2 separate regions of the Mus musculus genome follow, and region 1 is linked to region 2. The links are chromatin contacts, found by Hi-C in ENCODE. All regions are on one chromosome and are shown on one strand. Each heading gives the region's core, a stretch centred on a gene start or an enhancer-like site at or near the end of the contact. The rest is flanking DNA. Distances are from core to core; before and after follow the strand shown. Region 1 overlaps Lamb3 (laminin, beta 3). Region 2 holds the start of G0s2 (G0/G1 switch gene 2).

Region 1 (6,866 bases), core at 312-2,811, 43 kb before region 2:
ACAAAACAAAACAAACAAAAAGAAAACAAAAAACAAAAAATCAAAACAACAACAACAACCCAATCAAGTTTCACAGCAGCCCTTTGAGGAAAATAGTATTTATCTGTTTTCCCCCAATAAAGTTGCTGAGCAACAGACATTACCAGAAGCATGCTGTCTCATTCACACAGAACCAAGCAGGGCTCGTGCTGACCCTCAAGATGACCTTGGGGGAACCCATAGCACAGAGAGCACTCTGGGAAGGACCCAACTTCTCCAGCTCTCTCAGCTTAGCTGCCATGGTGATGAGAGATGTGCTACTAGCTGAAATGCCTGGGCATTTAGCGTCATCTTTTCTGGGCAAGAGAAGACTAGGGCAGGAGGCCCCCCTAGACCCTATTTGGTCCTTGGCGAGGGAGTGTGCCCTTCCCCTCACTCTGCCCCGCCTCATATGCATATTTTCCACTTCATTCTGCCTGTACTCAGCACATGTCCGGAGGAGAGACAGGGCCAGCTGCCTTCTGGCAAACGCTGTCACCAGAGCTCCCCACCCCAGGCTGGGAGCTGAGCCCATCCCTTGCTGGCCATGGCAGCACGTAACACAAGGCTCTTTCTTTCTTAGCCTAGGACATTTTACAAGGAGCCAGAGATGGTAGAAATGGCCTTGGTGCTCCGAAATGACAGTTATGTAACTATTAAAGAGTTTATAGAAACTGTGCAATTGTATGGGGAAATGATTACATTATTATGTTTTGTGGGTTAAAGGTAAGCTTAAACTCATACATACAATATGATTTCAGATATAGTTTTTAAGGAACAGACTATGTTGGGAAGAAAATATATCAATATAGTAGGGAAAACACACACACAAAATTGCCAATATTTACCTATTTCAACTGAGAAGCATATAGATCAGTTTATTATCTCTCTAACAGGATTTTAGGTGGCTTTCCCACTTTTCGTTAGTTTGTGATATGTTTAAACTTTTATATAATTGGTATTGACTTTTATATGTAGGAATATAGACAGGATTATAAATAAGATATGTTAAAGATATTCGGTGTCAGTGTGGGCTCGTTGCTCTGAGCTGTCTCAGTCATAAAGACTGCACGGGGGCCTCGAATCATCTCCACCACCCTCCCACGTGAACAAGTACTGATGAGGGATCAGATGGCTTCCTGGGCTCATACACTACGAGCTTCATGTCTGGTAACACGGCTGAAGAGGGAATTGGCTTTGCACTCAAAGGGAAGCTAAGCCCCAGCTTCAGACAGGTATTTTAAGCAGCTCTGCTGTTGACTCGCCAGCAGGATGGGCCTGAAATAGAACAGCTACAATAGGAATTCAATTGAAGACAAGTTGTGTGCCTTCCCCCTGGCCTCAGTTTCCCTTTCCGTGTAATGTGTGTATATGTTAGTGTGTGTGAGTCTCTTCTCACAGGCCCTATGTGCCCCTTTCTCTACAGCAATGGCTGTTCCCAGCAGCTGCTGACTCCCTCCCTGGGTCACGTAGCCAGCATGTTCCCTGTGCGCTATCCAAGGGATGCTGCATTCTTATCAGTCCAGCCTGCCAGGCCTCCAGCCAGTTTGGCTCCTGCTTTCTCTCCAGCTGGAGAGGCTGGACTTTCTCCTGGAGCCTTCTAGAATCTCAGCAATCTGGCTGAAAGACAACCCCTTCCAGAGAGCTAAACTAGGGCAGAGGAATGAACAAGAGCCTATGGGCCTGGATCACAGCAGAGAAGGAAGGAGCGTGCATTGGAAGGCTCTGAAGAACAGTAGGCAAGAATAGGAAAGCAAGCTCTGATTAGCCAAGATGTAGTCCCTTCAGGGATGATCTAGGGGGCTGCTTTGTTTTCATCAAAGCTATCTCCAGGGTCTTGGGCACTAGCCAAGGCCCAAAGGAGGAAACCAGGGACAAAATAAAACGAACCAAAAGCCCTGCTGTCTTGGAGGAAAAAAATCTACAAAAACTAAAAAGGAAATAAAAGTAAAGAAAACACACGTCTTCATGTCAGCTTCATAAGATACATGTGATGCTAAGTTGTCCCTGTTATGACATGGGTTAAAACTCCCTGGACCGAGCTTATCATTCCAGAAAACCACAGAAGCCTGGGTGTCAGCAGGACAAAAGAATCAAGAGGAGAAGACACTGACCAGAGGTCTGATGGGGAATCTGGCTCTCAGGAAAGGAAGAGTTGTGGGAAGCCAGAGAGGGCACCCCACAGCCCTTCCTCAACATGGGGTTGATCAGTCTCCTGAAGTCTCCCTAGAACCAGTAAAAGGCTAAAGTCAGGGCTGGAAGCAGGTACTTGGTAGGAAGAGGCTCCAGGGCAGTTAGCCATTTTCAACTTCATCTCCTTTCTCGTTCAGAGCAAACTGTTTAGACAGCTCTATTGCTGTCTAAACTAAATCGAGAAAGGCGATTTTCCAAAGCTGATTATAGAGCCCAGGTTCACCACATACCCCCAAATTACATTGCAGTACGCCTGCTCTCCTGAGCACTACCGGCATACCTTTGGCTCACCCTTCCAAGACCTCTGATGGGAACATACTACATCTTACATGGTGAGTATCCCCAGTGTACTGGTCAGGAAAGCTAGATGGATGAAGCAGAGACTCATGTACCAGGCATCTGACTCCATACTACCCTGTGCAATTCTGACTAAAGGCATACAGAGGTCATACGGCCACCACTACGCACGAGACTAAGTAGATTTTCTAAACACTGCTCTCCTCTCCTCTTCACCCAAAAAGGGCAGATCCCTCTAAAGCAAAGATGTCCCTAGTGCCAAGAGTGGGAAATCAATTCTACCCCTGACAATGGCTTTCTAAGTCCATGCTGTGGTCACAGAGGCCCTAGCTGGCAGAGACAGGCCTACAGGACATTGCTTGAGGCATGAGGAGAATTTCCTAGAAATGCCAGACCAGTGTCAAAGATTCTAAAGGTGATTAGAACTTCATGACTGTTGAGAGTCATAGTATTGCAGATCCAGAGATAGAAAGGTCTTCCCCATCTTTTGCATTGTACCCAACACCCTCTGATTATCTATCGGTCAAAACCTTCTGAATGCATAAGCTTAGCAGGCAGCAAGCTTCCACGAACCCAGAAGCTGGCAGTGTCATCAGGCAGTTCATGTGACCACTTCCACAGTGTAGCTGTCACTAGGAATGACCTGAATCTGAGTTCCTAGACCGCAGCAACTCATTTGTGACCCAGAATAAAATCTCTCTGACTCCCTTTGAAGGAAGGGCCATGTTGGTTGTTAATAAGGGCCTGAACCCCAGGAATGGTGTATCTCCAGGCCATCCCCTTAGGCCTTTCTCCTCTCTTCTGTCCTTTTATCTCCACAAGCCCATTCCCTTGCCCATAGCAGCCACGATCTAATAGCTTCATACTGTATGTGACCAGGTCCTGCTTCCCTCTGACAGTAACCATTCAACTCCAACATTCATTTTCATTTTTTTCCATCCCCTCAAGGGTGACACTTACTCTCTTGGGACCCTTTGCAAACATTTGCCTATGTCTCTGATATACCAAACCTGTGCTGAGGTCTGACTTGCTGACATTCCCTAAGGGAGATTACATTAAAATAAGGAAATCTGTGGTGCTCACCCAGCACCGTAAAATTACAGCAATCATGGGAGCCTCAGACCTTGAGTCTTTTCAGAGTTGGGGAACAGGAAAGCCAACATTTTGCACGTAGAGACACAAGCTTAAAACCCTACAGAAAGAGGACAGTATCTGTGGCGTGTGTGTGAGAGAGAGACATGATGGTCAACCTTTATTGCCAGCTTTACTGGATTCAGAATCATCTGGGAAGCAAAACTCTGGGTCTGAGCACAAGGATGATTCCTGGCAGTTTTACTGAAGAGGGAAGACCTACCCTGAACGTTGGTGACACCATTCCACAGGCTAGCTCTCAAGACAGAAGGAAAAAGGAAAAGCAAGCTGAGCAGCAGCCTCCCTCATCCCTCATCCCCTGACCGTGGATGCCGCGTGAACAGCAGCCTCACACTCCAGCTGCTGTGATTTCCTCAGCCATGAGGAGTTTGGCTCAAATTGTGAGACAAAATACTCTTCCTTAAAACAACGAGTTAATGAAATAGACCCTTCCTTACGTTGCTTTTGTCCCATATCCTGCCACAACAATAAGACACCTTATATGGTGCTCTGTGTGTGTGTGTGTGTGTGTGTGTGTGTGTGTGTGTGTCCGTGATGTGGTGTGAATGAGAAATGTCTTCCACAGGTGTATGTATTTAAACCATGCAGCACCCATCTGTGCTGCTGTTTGGATCAGGTCCCTTGTTAGAGGAAATATGTCCTCCAGGGACAGGCTTTGAGGGTTTATAGCCTCTCCTCGTGTCCTATTCTTGATTTTGGCTTCCTGTGTATGGGTGAAACATGACCCCTCTGTTTCCTGCTCCTACGACCCTGCCTTTCTTGTCATTATGGACTCTTTCCCTCTGGACAGAAGCTAAAATAAACCCTTTCCTCTTTAAGTTACTTTTGGTCATAATATTTTATCACAGTTACAGAGAAATGGCTAATACAGTGGGTGTACACACATACATACATATGTACATACACTCTCTACCTACACATTAACCTTTCTGAAAGTCACAAAAGCAGACAGTTTCCAAACAAGGAAAAGCAGGGGCCAGTGTAGGCAGAAGTGGACATGTGGGTGCTCGTGAGCGTATAAGTGCTGAGGAGGAAGAGATGTATCTCCAACTGGCTGCAACTCTCTTCTTTGCGAGAGACTAAAATGGCAGCTATTTGGTTTACACAGATAATTAACCTGGGGAATGTGCTGTGCAAAACTGTCATTAAGACAAGACATGATTAAGTTTCCCTCAGAAAGGTGGTAGGCTGGGGTAAGTAGACCATTTGAGAAACAGAGCAGACACATGCTGTCAAAGCTGTCAAGACTGTTGGAAGCAGAAGCCAAGGCTGGAAGCATCCGGACAAAGCTATGGGCTCTGGTTCTCGAAAAGCCTTGCTCATAGGCAGCCCTTAAACTATGGTCCCAAGACATCATGCAGTCCCCAGGGCAACCTCTGAGAGACTGGCAGAGACACTGGGGCTGAGCAAATGGCAAGTTTCTTATGTAGAGAAATGGTGATCTAGACTGGAGCCAGGCCTTTCCCAAAGCCACAACTCTATTCTGAGTCAGAACCAGACCTCAGCCTCCAATCAGGGTTGACTGGCTATGGCTTCTCTAGCTCTCTCTCTCTCTCTCTCTCTCTCTCTCTCTTTCTCTCTCTCTCTCTCTCTCTCACACACACACACACACACACACACACACACACACACAGAAGGAGGGTATCAGGACTGGCAGCAGTGATCCTTAGGAAGCAGGGAAAATAGGATCAGGGTGTTTTGGCTTCTATGGGGTGTGTGAGTGGCCTGACAAGGAAGATGAGCTCAGGAGATCTGTGGGTAGAGCTACCTCTGTGAGTGGAAACAGCCCCCAGGAGACAAGAAGGGAGGGAAAAAGGGAAAGGGCGTGGAAAGAAGAGGGAGGCAGAGGGAAAGAATAGGGAAGGGGGATGGGAGGAAGGAGGAGCGACCTGAAGGAGAAGAGGCATCTGCAGGTCATTCTGGGTATTCTACTGCATAGTCCTCACAATCGCCCCCTGAACTGGGTGCTACCATTGCTCCCTCTCATCTGTGACTCAGGGGTAGTGCAGAGGTGCATCTGGGCGGGAGAGTGTCACATATTATTTTATCCAGACCTTGGGACTGAGGGAATGTCTCTACAATGATCCTGCACAGAAGATACAGGAGCTGAAGGAAGAAAGCATGGGGTATACTGTCTAGAACTAGGAAACTGCAGTACAGTTCTGGTTGAGTGTAGCCCACACTCAGGGTCAGACCATTAATGGGTCATGAAAGCATGCCAGCCCAGAAAGGCAAAGTGGGGGGAGGTGCAACTGGACAAAGGTAGCTATGTCCAATGTCCATTGCAAGGGTTGCAACATGCAGTTGAAATCCAAAGAGCCCAGCACTGGAGGCCCACAGTGTCCAACCAGCCATGGAGGCAGAATGGGGCTGGGGAAGGAACGTGCAGACAGGCTGAGTCTGGCTTGCAGAGGAGTCACTTCCTGAGGCCAGAAGCTGGAAGGGACACTTTTGGAACTGGACAGAATTCCAGCATGCCTGCAACTGTCTGCCATCCACCTAGTCCAGCAGAGAAGGGGTTGGGTGAAGGGAGACAGAGATGTCTGAGGTCACAAGTCTCTCTACACTGACCTTCATTCCACCTCAAGAGGCCACCACTGTGACCCCTACACAGACAGAAAAGAAGCCTCAACTCCAGGGATACGAAGGGAAAGCAGAGAAGGGAGGTGAGATGTTAACAGCCTAGTACCTCAACCCCTGCATAACCACTCAGGAAACTCAACATTTCCTTGTTCCCATCAGGAGTCCAAACCTTCTCACAGCTCATGGGAATAACAAGGTGCTAAGATAATCACTTGACAGGTTTATATAAAATTCTTGGTGTGATGCCTTTCATGAATTGTCTCAAAGAGAAGGGCTTGGGTCTACTCAATGTATGGCTGACAGTGGGTTCCGAGCTATCAATGCACCCAATATGGGACTGAGAAGGAGGCACTGAACCTTCACAGAGTGTGTGTGTGTGTGTGTGTGTGTGTGTGTGTGTGTGTGTGTGTGTCTGTGTCTGTGTCTGTGTCTGTCTGTGTGTCTGTGTGTCTTCATTATTGAAAAATCACAGGTTTTGCGAAAAACACAGGGAGAAAGAAAAGAGAGAAATAAGGCAGAGGGCAGGAGGCACAGGAGAGATGGTACTGTCTGCCCCCAGCTTACCCTGCAGAACATTCTGTCCCACACTGGTGAGAGAGTAAGACTAATTTCTTACCCAAGGT
Region 2 (6,748 bases), core at 3,644-6,143:
TCTGAGGAGCATAGGGGTCTTGTGGGAGAAGAACAAGAGGCAAGGTTAGACTGGCAGAAAGACCACACCAAAGATGTCCTAAATACTAAGAATATCAGGTACTTGCAAAGTCAGTGTGCAGAGTCCGGGCCTTTACTATCATACCACGCTTTTATAGGCAACTAACAATTTTAAAAACGAGTATTGAGAAGATTATTTATTTGTTGTTCCATCATGTTTGAGGTGTATTAGATGGCAAATGCTCTCATTACTCAAACCCAAATGCTTTGTGAGTATTGACCAAACATCTGACTGTGTGTGAACTTAATGAATATAAGGCCCTCCCAGCTGAGCTTACAGTCCACTGAAGAGATTTATTGCCTACTAAGGACCTACTGTGTGCAAATGTGCTAAGCACTGGGGACTTACTGAAGAGCAAAATGAAGTTTTAGCCTCCAGTGGGAGTGAAAGACTAAGATAATTCTATCAACCGAACTGGCAAAGGCACCAAGAATGTCTCATGAGATAATGTACTTGAGGAAGGCCTAACTGAGGAACTGACACAGTCTACAAAACCAAAGAAGCAACTGAAGGAGGTGCTGGGAATATGACTTCTGAGAAGGGGCTGGGTTTGGTAGTGTGCATGAAGGTGACGTGTGTGGATCAGAGCAAGCATGCTAATGACTTCAGGGAATCCACACAGAAATTTCTATACTCCACAACTTTAGACTGCAAAAGCAAAGGAAATGAAGGTCAGAGGTATACATTTAAAAATTGCCCATCTAGGGCTGTAGGTCAGTAGCAAGGCACATATTCAGCCCAGATGGGAACCTAGGTTCAATCTCAGTACAGCAGAACAAGTCCTAAATTATCCATAAGGCTTGAGTGCCAGGAAGCCCTTTCTCTAAAACTAACCAATATGAAATCATGATGACTCAAGGGGAACTGAAGAGATAGATTAGATGATAAAGTGCTAGATTTGTATCCATGAGGACTTGAAATTGATCCTAGACAAGAAGGAAGAGGAGGAGGAGAAGAAAGAGGAGGAGGAGAAGAAGGAGGAAGAGGAAGAGGAGGAGGAGGAAGAGGAAGAGGAGGAAGGGGAAGAGAAGGAAGGGGAAGAGGAGGAGGAGGCAGTAGCTGCCAGGCACAGTAGTACATACTCATGACCCCCATACTGGGGGAGCTCTCTGAAGCTCACTGGCTAGCCTGTCTGGTAGAATTGGTGAGTTCTAAGCTTAATAAGAGACCAGCATCCTGAGGAATGATACTCAAGGTTGACCTCTGACCTCCATACACATGTAACCATATCCCCGACATACACACACACACACACACACACACATATACACACACACACACACAGGCACACACATGCACACACAGGGATGGCTGAGACTGAAGGACTACAGAGGTATTTTTAATTGAGTGAATACAAAAGTAGTTCAATCCTATGCCCACTGACAATCTCTTTCTCCAGGCTTCTGGAATCCCGGGGCAGACAGGGATTTTGCGCTGGTAACAAGCGGTAGGAAGTAGTGACAGAGACAACAGAGTAATGATCATAACACAGCAGACTGCCCACCCAGGGCCTGGGAGACTGTGGTCCCTGCCTCACCTGCCCAGCACAGCCCGTGCTCACTGGCCCACCCTTGGATGACAAGCTACCCTTTGTGGGTTTTCCCTCACTATATGCTACTGATGTTGTAAAGGGGGTTTGAAAAACAAACCAGATAAAATGTAAACCGCCTCTTCTAGCATCGCTAAGAAGGATGAGAGCTGAATAGACTGTAAGGGTTGAGTGATACTCAGGACTCTAGATACTGGGGATACTAAAGCAGTGAGGCTGGAGTGGGTGAGTGGGTGGAGGAGCACCCTCATAGAGGCAAAGGGGAGAGGGAGAGGGAGGAGAGAGCAGATGAAATGGGGATTTGTGGAGAGGTAACCCGGAAGGGGGTTATCATTTGAAATGTAAACAAACAAAATGATTAATAAAAAAATTTTTTAAAGAATATAGTGTTTAAAGAAGTAATTGGGGTTAGATACATTTTATAAACAGAGGAGTAACAGAAATGCACATACATACTCACATTCCCAAGTTTTATATGACAACTTTTTTGTGACTTTTTAAAAGAGTTATTTATTTATTTTATGCATGCAAGTACTCTGTAGCTACCTTCAGAAGAGAGAGTCAGATCCCATTACAGATGGTTGTGAGCCACCATGTAAATGCTGGGAAAATGAACTCAGGACCTCTGAAAGAGCAGTCAATTCTCTTAACAACTGATCAATCTCTCCAGCCCCTACATGACACCTTTTATTTTGTCCATAATCTACCACAAAAAAAAAAAAAAGTCCAGATGAGGCCCCTGACCTTGGATCTCCAGAACCATGAGTCAGATAAACTCCTTAACTGTATAATTTTCCCACCCTGAGGTACTACATATTAAACTCAGAAAGGGGGTTAGATGCCTGTTCTGCTCAGCTCGGTTTTAGCTTTAACATGAGAAGTCCTCATCAACCCCGGGCTAAATAGAGGGTTGGCCACCTTATGGTTTGGTTTGATCTTCATAACTGTAACCTGTGTCGGGCCCAAATACGACACAGACCTGTACTTCTTAAAGTAGTCTCGGGCCAGTCAAGGTAAATGTTTCATTCCCAAGTCCTCCCACCCCATCCCATCCCAGCCTCCTCACCTCCCATCCAAAAGCTAAGGGGTCTTTCTCCAGCAGACAGAGTTGTGCTGGCCTCCTGCTTCAGCCCCTTGATACTCCCTCAACAGGCACCACCAAATCTACCAGTGACCTCAACCCTTATCATTTGCTGCCTAGGCACTGACAGCAAGCTAGTGGGGTCAGGGGTCAAGGTCAGGTTACTTTAGATGAAGATGTTCATCTCATGTAGCCCTGGGAAAGAGGAACCCCAGGTGAATTATGACAGCGGTCTAAGTTATAGAAACACAGGAAATACGTTCAGCCCAGTCAGTTTTGGAGTTTTGGGTCAGAAACTGGGCTGATTCACCTTTTGAGGGGAAACCAAGTGGGTGCCCTCCTGTCAAGGCACACATCATCCTCTTTCCCAGGAGCCGTTGTGTCTGGAACCCTCATGGTTCTTGGGAAAGCTCCATGGTTGCTGCTGCCAGCCACTAGGAGTGCTCCAAAACCATCAGGAAGAGTTAAGAACAATGCCAACCCTGAAGTTAGCCTTGGCTTGGGCCCTCTCCACAGAACTTTCCGGATTGACAAGGTTAAGAGAATAAAGCCAAGTCAGGATCCTCCAAGAATAATCCTCATCTGGCCTGTGGTTACCTTGATCACTTATGTATCAACTCAAGTGTGAACCTTACATTTGAAACGTTCACAGCCTGAGCCAATCCCCACGTTCTTACCCGAAGGACTAGTAGCAGACCAAGGGGTGATCAGCACCTTCTGAGTCTAGCAGTGACCTTGGACCCCCGAGATTGGCACCCTTTCCCCTAAGGCTCTGGACTCTAACAGGGAAGGCTGAGCAGGCTGTTGCAAGATTGCATCAGTGACCTTTGCAATTTTCTGGCCAGTTGGTTCCCCTTCCTCCCCGCCCCACCCCCTGCTTCAAGCCCTTTGGCCTACCTCTTTCCCTACTTTGTTAACTCAGGTACACCGATAGCCACAGCTAAATTATAGCCCACCCCACCCCCACCCAGGGGATCATATTTAATCTTAATCTAACCAGCTTCCAGAGAGTGTCCTCCGTCCTGGATCCCCACTCTAAGGGCACACTCTCCCAAACCTGAGAAGGGTGGCATGGAATCACTGTAAGAGGGTGAAATACTTTCATTACAGACAATTTTTTCCACGGGCCTTCTTTAAGGCTTACCGCCAATTTCACTTCTCAAGTAAACATAGAAGAGAAGGCAATTTGTGTGTGCGTGTGTGCATGTGTGTTGTGTACAAATATATATGACCCACACAGCCTAACACATACTAGGCAAGCACTCCACCACAAAACCACATCTATAACCCTCTATATTTTGATTTCTGACACAAAATCTCAGTTTATTCAGGTTATGCTCAAACTCACCATCCTCCTGCCTCTTGCTGGAATTACAGATATGTGCTTTGGGTTTAATAACTATTCCCTGTAATACAGAAATAACTATGGAAGCACCTTACTGAGGCTAATTTATTGTCCTCCCTCTCCCCCTCCCCCTCCCCTCCCCTCCCCTCCCCTCCCCCTCCCTCTCCCTCTCCATGTCTCTCTCTCTCTCTCTCTCTCTCACACACACACACACACACACACACACACACACACACCTCTATGCATTAGAAGAAACTCTCAAACCCTCAAAGAAAATCTTTCTATTAGGTAACTAGCAATGTTCCCGCTGTTCTCATGTCTTAGCAAAACCTAACAGCCAAGAAAGCAGCACTCTGGAAGAACATTCTACTCCCTGGAGGTACGGTTTTTCGATTTGGTTTGCCTGCTCACTGCAGGTTCCCTCTGTTGCCTTCCCTTCCACCCACACCCTCCCTGACTGGTGAGAGGTGACCTTTCTGAACGAAAACGAACCCCAGATTCCCTCATTAGGGTCTGTCTCTGTTCCTCCTGGACTACAGGGGAGCTTGGGCCAGGGAACAGAGCAACAGACAAGACTAGAAAGTGTGTCCTGTAAGGGAAGCACGCCACACCGTCACCTGGTGGTCTCCTCTTCAGCTGCACCCTGAAGTGGTGCCTTGGGCTTTCAGTTTTTGCAGCACCAGCGGGCTAGGGTCTCAGGGCGCACACAGCAGGGGCGTGCACTACTCGTGGTCACCTCCCTGGTCCCCCGCAGCGCCCCTCCCGTTCTTCCTTTCCACCCCTCCCCACCCCCACCCCACCCCACCCTCCCCCTCCACCACCACCCCCCGCTGCCACTCCCGCCCCGCTTCTCTTTCTGCAGTCAGGGCTCAGGCCAGTGAGCCAGGAGGCGGATCCCGGACAAAAGATATAAGGACTCTGTTCACAGAGCGCTGCAGCTGCGGAGTGTCCCTCCCAAAGAGCAGCAGCTGAGGGAAGAAGAACGCCAAAGCCAGTCTGACGCAAGGACGCCTGACCTTCTCCAGCAAGTGCTGCCTCTCTTCCCACTGCACCCTAGGTGAGCCTCCAGGCCCGGGAACCGAGGGTGGGCAAGAGACACCAGACCCCCTCCCCCAGCTGCCTTCTCCCCTGGGCTCGAGTTCCCCTAGTCAGCAGCCACCCCCTTTCTGTGTTTAGGGTTCCCTGTTCTCTGCTTCTTTCCCTCACCCGAACTCAACCCCATTCCTCTCTGCTAACTCTGCAGGCCCAGCCACCCACAGCCCAGAGCTCAGATGGAAAGTGTGCAGGAGCTGATCCCTCTGGCCAAGGAGATGATGGCGCAGAAGCCCCGAGGGAAGCTAGTGAAGCTATACGTGCTGGGCAGTGTGCTGGCGCTCTTCGGTGTGGTGCTCGGCCTAGTTGAGACGGTGTGCAGCCCTTTCACAGCCGCCAGCCGTCTGCGCGACCAAGAGGCTGCAGTGGTGGAGCTGCGGGAAGCGTGTGAACAGCAGTCCCTCCACAAGCAGGCCCTGCTGGCAGGAGGCAAGGCACAGGAGGCGACCCTGTGCAGCCGGGCCCTGTCCCTCCGGCAGCACGCCTCTTAAGGCCGGTGACTGACAGAGAAGGGAGACACAGATCATGACCCAGGTGGGCAACAGAGTCACATGCTGTTTCAAGGTGCCACCGAATCCAGAACTGACCCCACACAGATCACCTAAGGGGTCTGGGACTGATTTGCTGCTGTGCAGCACGCACTGTGATTTGCCCTAGGCTGTGCGAGCAATCAAGGAGCTATCACTTTGCATTAGAGAAGGAGACAGGCTTTTTATACAGTTATTTTTATTGTTATTATTATTATTGCAATGACTATCGTTTTGCATTTTGAAATAAAAACCTTTTATACTCTATCTCATTATTTAATTCTTGGGAGGTGAGATGACTCTCTCACCCAGAACTGTGGCTAGTCCTGCTTCATACCTGGGGCTTGAATACTGCCTGGCACAAGACAGTTCTACTCACACAAGAGTGAAACTCTAAACATGGTACAGGAGTTAGCATTTTTTGGATCACAAGATAAATCAATTTCTGACCTTGAGTGAGAGAGAGAGAGAGAGAGAGAGAACCAGTGGATTTCTAGAGCAAAGAAAAAGTTATTTGTCTTTTACTCCATTGTGCTGGAGATTCCTATGGCTGATCTCTCTGCTTAAATATTAGAGTGAGGAGGAGAGGAGACAGGGAAGGGAAGGAGAGGAGGGGAGGAGGTTGGAAGAACAGAGAGAAAGAAAGACAGAAGGAAGAGTGGGGAAGAAGGGAAGAGAAAGAGGAAGGATGGGGCAAAAAAGAAGCCCAGCCAGCTGGTGGGAGCAAAAGCACTCTCTCTCCTAAGAGCACAACTGACCACAGTAAGCTTAGAAAGAGAAAAGACTGTTATTGCAGACTTGAGTCCTCTCCCAGGAGTCAGAGCTGATCTTGTGTCAACAGCTAATTTAGTAACAGTATGAGGCTCCCCAAAGTGTCCTGGGAGGGCCAAGAAGATAGCCTGATGCCACTCCCCAGGGTCTTTAATGTCACCTCTCTAACCAGGTGTGAACATGTTAACTTGACTCTCCAACCTCCCAGCATGCTTTTATACACAGACACCTCCATTCCGTTTAGCTCTGCTAACCCAAACTCTCCCCAGCGCTTCTGGCTCTGATCAACTGTCATCTCTCGCTAAAATCCACCCCCACCCCCC

Evidence for each region. Hi-C counts contacts between places; a loop is a spot of excess contacts on that map.
Region 1: a loop to region 2 is called in a map of gastrocnemius, with 9 times the contacts of the local background. The contact joins the enhancer-like site here to the promoter of G0s2 in region 2. A Hi-C loop is called at or near these places in 17 of 37 maps with a recorded cell type or tissue (T-helper 17 cell, gastrocnemius, heart and 3 more).

The regions. Positions count from the first base shown.
Region 1 is chr1:193,310,868-193,317,733 of GRCm38, reverse strand. All of the region lies in intron 3 of Lamb3 (laminin, beta 3), which reads right to left. Among named protein-coding and RNA genes, the nearest start is that of Lamb3, 12 kb to the right of the region's middle. Within about 2 kb of position 1,561, at least 3 of the 3 ENCODE cell types and tissues checked have a DNase peak (open chromatin) inside an H3K27ac peak, as active enhancers do; they include gastrocnemius, heart and left cerebral cortex, where a contact is called at or near this core.
Region 2 is chr1:193,271,333-193,278,080 of GRCm38, reverse strand. G0s2 (G0/G1 switch gene 2) reads left to right here and starts at 4,893. Exons shown (of 2, transcript NM_008059.3): 1 at 4,893-5,092; 2 at 5,279-5,921. The coding sequence starts at 5,307. The coding sequence ends at 5,618.